Regions from separate parts of the Homo sapiens genome. Here region 1 is linked to region 2. A link is a contact called in ENCODE Hi-C or POLR2A ChIA-PET data. All regions are on one chromosome and are shown on one strand. The core of a region is the stretch at or near the end of the contact, and the rest is flanking DNA. Distances in the headings are between cores, read along the strand shown.

The links. A loop is a pair of places that touch in the nucleus more often than their neighbours do. ChIA-PET counts read pairs that join two places held with the same protein, here RNA polymerase II (POLR2A). Pooled maps may share reads with other maps.
Region 1: a loop to region 2 is called in a pooled map, with 4 times the contacts of the local background. The contact joins the promoter of DNAJB2 here to the promoter of TMBIM1 in region 2. A Hi-C loop is called at or near these places in 1 of 168 maps with a recorded cell type or tissue (gastrocnemius medialis), 1 of 37 single-sample maps with no recorded cell type and 7 of 50 pooled maps. POLR2A ChIA-PET finds 5 or more read pairs at or near these places in 2 of 52 experiments (CD8-positive, alpha-beta memory T cell and HepG2).

The regions. Positions count from the first base shown.
Region 1 is chr2:219,277,916-219,280,615 of GRCh38, forward strand. DNAJB2 (DnaJ heat shock protein family (Hsp40) member B2) reads left to right here and starts at 1,451. Exons shown (of 9, transcript NM_006736.6): 1 at 1,451-1,603; 2 at 1,883-1,983; 3 at 2,663-2,700. The coding sequence starts at 1,919. RefSeq lists an enhancer at 1-275 and silencers at 1-54, 1,296-1,775.
Region 2 is chr2:218,291,190-218,293,889 of GRCh38, forward strand. TMBIM1 (transmembrane BAX inhibitor motif containing 1) reads right to left here and starts at 1,314. Exons shown (of 12, transcript NM_022152.6): 1 at 1,277-1,314. All of the region lies in intron 2 of PNKD (PNKD metallo-beta-lactamase domain containing), which reads left to right. RefSeq lists enhancers at 1-846, 847-1,809, 1,992-2,700 and a silencer at 1,092-1,571.

The DNA.
Region 1 (2,700 bases), core at 201-2,700, 990 kb after region 2:
GCTATTCCGTGACTTGCTCCAGATTCAAAGTCCCAGTTGGAGCATCCGATTGGCGGAGCTCATGTCTTCTGCCTGCAACCCCAGAGCCGAGTCAGGGAGAGCAAGCATTGGGGCTTTGTGGCAAATGGTGGCCTGCTTTCCATTAGGGCCCTTGCGATGGGAATTCCCCAAATGTAGGCAGGAGGTTCTGATGGTGGGCAGCCAGGAAACCAGGACACTCACACCACCTTCTTCTCTCACGTCCGCCTCAAACCCTTCTCGTTGGCGAAGTATTCCTGGGTCCCCCAGCCTAAAGCACTTTTCTGGACTCACATAACCATTATTGCTTGAGCCAATCACGATGCCAGCAGGACCGCAGTAACACCTAATTCGTACCATGTCTCATTTGACTTTCAAACAACCCTAGGCACTACCTATATTTAGTGAGAAAAAAAGAGTGCTCAGAGATTTTCCCAAGTCTCACAGTAATGCCAGGTTGTACTCTGTTTCCAAAGCCTCGGGTTTCCCAGCGGGCTACACTGATGGGCTGGTATCTTATCAAGTTCAAGCTCTGCAAAGGCAGGGCTTGGGCCACATTCTTCTTTATACGGCCTGGCAGCATCTTGAATGCAGAAAAATGCTCAGCTAACGCCTTTGGATTGGCCTGGATGGGATCAAGCAGGAGCCAGTTCTGGAAGGTTTCCTAACTCTCCAATGAGGCCTGAACCCAGGGAGCATTTTGAAGTGGAATAGGCCTACTCAGGATCAGTTTGGGAAGACTTGAACCTGGGGAATTCCGTTGTACGGCCCCCTTTACCTCACCTCCCCCAAATGTGTCAAAACTGTCAACAAGAGGTTTGCAGGTGTTCATTATTTATTCATCCCACGGGTAGTTTTGAACCCCTACGACTGCTCTAATAGACCAGTGAGAAAAAACACACAATTCCTGTCCTGTGAAATCGACATTCTAGTGGGGGAGGTGAATGGTAATAAAAAATAATCAAACCAATAAATGCTAATTTGTGGCTCTAACAAGCCTGATGAAGGAAATGCCACGAGATGCTGTAAAAGGCAGTTCTGACCTACTCAGGAAAGCCAGGGCAGCCTGCTGGGGGACCTGGGGCTGGAGCTGGGAGCTGAAGAAGGGGGAGGAGTTAGAACCGTGGTGGGGGGAGGGAGGGAAGAGTCTGAGTCCTCGAGGTGGGTGAGTAAGCATGGATCATCGCTCATGTTTATAAGAAAGTGACAGAGGAACCTGGGGGCCGAGCGGCTTGTTTGTGGGCTGCCCCAGCCTCCGTGCGAGCGCTTCTCGCTTGGATGGAGGCGGGGCCGCAGTCTCCCAGGTCCCAGCTGGGGCTGACGTCGTCCTGGTGTGTGCCCAAAATAGCCGGCTCCGCCCTCTTCTCCCGGCAGCCCCTGCAGGCCCCCACCCCCCCAGGGGACAGGCGGAGCCGGCCTTCTCCCCGTCTCTAGTAGTTTCCGCACCGCTGACGCATGCCTGCGCGCACAGCTGGGCCGGGCGCGTCCTACGCAGCAGCCGCGAGCCGGGCTGCGGGTGCCAGACGGTTCCCGGCGGGGGGCAGGGGCGGGGCGCCGCAGGAGGCCGGGACTCCTGGCGGAGGAGGTGCGGCCGGGGGCCCGGGTCAGGCTGGGGGCCCTGGATCGGACTGCTGGAGTTGGGGGGCCCCGATAGGGCTCCTGGGCCTGGGCGTCGAGATAGCTCTTGGCCCCGGCCTGCGGGGGCAGATAAGGCTGCCGGAGGGAGCCTAGTCACCGGCCGCAAGCAGAGCCCGGTGTGCTCCGCTTCCAACTGGGAGCGCCTTCCGCCACCCGGGGAGGGGGACTGCTGCAGCCACAGGGTGGGGCTCTTGGTTCTTTCCGCCTGACTCCTTCTCTTCTGCAGCCCCAAGGAGGCCCGCCTGACGACTGACCAGTTGCCATGGCATCCTACTACGAGATCCTAGACGTGCCGCGAAGTGCGTCCGCTGATGACATCAAGAAGGCGTAAGTGCCTCCGTATGCAACAGAAGACCTCTCACCCTCCACCCGCCACCACCATGGGGCACTTCAGAGTGACACCTGTAGGTGTCTGAGGGAACCAGGTCGTTAGAAAGCACTGGGGTGCTTCTTCCGAGTGACACCTGCAGGGAGGAAAGAGACCCCTGGTAGAGTACAAGGAGAACGTCCAGAGAGTGAAGTAGTTAGTTCCTCTGGGAGCTGCACTGTGTTATGGGTTGTTCTCCAGTTGATCTTCCCCTCCTCCTCCTCCTCCTCCTCCTTTCCCCTCCCCTCCCCCTTCCCCCTAGATTTGGGCATTCTCAGGCTGCAGTGCAAAGATGCAGTGCAAAGAGGCTCTATGAGGAGGAGGGGCCGGTGTCCCTGTACTCTTCGAGGCCACATGTGCCCCAACCTTTGCAGCCCCAGTCCAGTGAGCCCTAGGGAGGGGCTAGGGACCCTGGCATTGTATCCGCTTGTACATGTGGTCCCAGCACTGGTGGCGGAGGAGAGAGGGTGGAACTTGATGAAAATATCACAGCAGCGGCAGCCCTAGCAGCTGGGGTGGACTGGGACCCGGGGGTGAAAGGACAGTGATAGGCTAATGGGAAAACAGGTCGTTCGGTTCCTGGGTGGGAAGTGCCTGCATTTGTCCCCCGACTCTCTCCTCTGCACCCACTTTCTGCAGGTATCGGCGCAAGGCTCTCCAGTGGCACCCAGACAAAA
Region 2 (2,700 bases), core at 64-2,563:
CATTTTTACAAGTGAGGCCTTGAGGTCATAGCACAGAAAGACAGGGCCCCTGACACTGTGGTCCTGCCTCTTCCATTTAAGCTATAAACTGGTTCTCTGGATCCTCATGACTGGAGAGACAGAGAGAGGAGGCAGGTGAGAAGGAAGTATGGCTCCCCCTTTGCGCCAATAAAGCAGCCCCAGGAGGCACCTGGCTCCCCTGCCACCACTGGCCAGCCCAAAGTCGCCAGCTTGGAAACCAAAGCTCACTAATGAGATGAATATTTCAGAGCCCAGAGAACTGGACACCTGAGGGCCCTTCCATGACATCTGGCTCTGACCTGCGTTCCCAGGCCTACTTATCCCATGTCCAGGGTGCTCAGGTAGAACCCCAAACTCCTGGGTACCACGTAGAGGCCACAGAGGAGGGAGAGGAGATGGAGACCCCATAGGACAAGAATTGGTGCCGACCCCACAAGGCCAGGGCCTGGCCTCCCAGCAGCCTCCCTCTGCTTCCTCCCACTGGTCCCTGGCTCCTGCCCCAGTCTCTCCACTTGCTTTCCCTTTTCCCGTTTCTCTGTTTTGTTTTCACTCTAACCCAAAGAAGTCACGAGGAGGATGTTACTCCCCTGTAGTTCTGTGAACCCAGCCGGGAAACAGTGGCTGGAAGTGGGACTGGCAGAGGGCAAAGTCATGGTGATAGAGGTGGCCACTTCCCCATGCCAAACACTTGAGCTGCTCATTGGCTTCTGCCCCAGCTGCAAGCTAGGACCCCCCCTTCCCCACCCCTTAAATATTCACCTGTCTACACCGAGACTGGCCTCAGCGCGTGTGGGGGCAACCTGGGGTCCGTGCCAGGCCCTGGCTGTCTCCCCTCCCTCTTCCCTCTTCTCACCAGCTGAGGGCCATGAAAGCCCTCATCCCACACAGCTGGCCACTCGGGCTGGCATGGTGGATAGGCCCTGCGACAGAGAGGCCACTCGTGCCCGAAAGAGGGAACACGAGGACACCCCCAGACCCTGGCTCCGCTCACCAGTGCCCACAACACGCTGCTGGGCTCCCAAGGCTAACCAGGTGCCACAGACCCGGCCGCCCACCCGCGCGCCCAGGGAGAGCGAAACGCCAAGGGCCAGGAGGGGAGATCCCCATCTGGAACGGGCTCCTTGGGCCCAGGAGCGGGCAAGCCGGGAGCGCGCTCCGAAAAGTTTAGGCGCCCCGGCGCATGGCCGCCCCAGCCCTGGACCAGTCCCCACCGCCCACAGTCCCCAACGGCGCCGGCCCCGGCCCCCTGGCTTGCCTGCGCCGTTCCAGACGGAGCGTTCCTGGCCTCGGAGTGTTGCAAGTCCTCCGGGGCCGGGCAGGGCTAGGCTCGGCTGGGGCTCCGCGCCCCGCCCCGTCGCGCCGGCCTCGTGGGGCGGGGCCTCAGGGCGCCGCCAGGGGGCGCAGGGGTCTGTCCCGGGCGCGCGCGCCTCTCAGAGCCCCGACGACGCCTCACTAATAACACAGGGGTATTTTCGGATTTAAAGGCAATACATGATACTGATAGGAAGCTAGAAAAGACACAGAAATGCAGGGAAGAAAGTAATTTCTCTCCACCCCTCCTAGTTCCCAGGGGGAAGCGTTCGCTTTGGGTCCTTCTTTGGCTATTACATTTCTGTATGTATTTTGTTTTTCTACAGTGGGGTATATTGTATGGTGTTTTGTTTACTGCCCTTCTTTTTACTGTTTTATGATGAACATTTTTCTTCTCACTAAATAGTCTTCAAAAGCACAATCTTAATGCCGTGAAGTATTCCATTGCATGGCTATGCGGATTAAATTAATTTCCTACTGGAGGCCGTTTGTTTCCCATTTTTACATTACAAATAAATCAGTAATTAAAATCCTTGATAATTCTGTGTTTTTGAGATAAATGCACTTTTCGAGTTTAAAACTGCAAACATGCAAACCTAGAATCTCTGTTTATAATTACTCAACCAGGAAAGCAGGTGCTTTCCTCAAGTCAGAATTCAGAAGTCCTACATTGAGATGTAGATTACTACTGTTAGGTAGGTCTTAACCCTCATCTCAGTGAAGAATGCAGTAGCAAAGGAGGAAACAGTTTTGAGGAAGTTCTGAAATATTACTGGAGCCTGGGCATGGTGACTCACACCTGCGATCCTAGCACTTTTGGGAGGCCAAGGCCAGAGGATGGCTTGAGCCCAGGAGTTGGAGACCCAGCCTAGGCAACATAGAGAGACCTTGTCTCAATTTAAAAAGAGAAACATTACCGAGCCTTGCCTGAGTTTCTGTGGTTCCAAAGTCCAAGTTCTTTCCATGACACCAAGGCTGCCAGTAGTTGACCAACTCTGTTTAAAGTGCTTATCTCATGTTAATAGCTATAGGTCAGCACCACACCACCACTGAATGTCCTTTTTTTTTTTTTTTTTTTTTTCCAGACAGGGTCTCGCTCTGTCACCCAGGCTGGAGTGCAGTGGCGCCATCTCGGCTCACTGCATCCTCCTCCTGGTTTCAAGTGATTCTCCGGCCTCAGCCTCCTGAGTAGCTGGGATTACAAGTGTGTGCCACTACACCCAGCTAATTTTGTTTGTTTGCTTGTTTGTTTTGTTTGGTTTGTTTGTTTTGTAGAGATGGGTTTTCACGTTGTTGCATAGGCTGGTCTCAAACCCCTGAGCTCAAAGCAGTCAGCCCACTTTGGCCTCCCAAAGTGCTAGGATTACA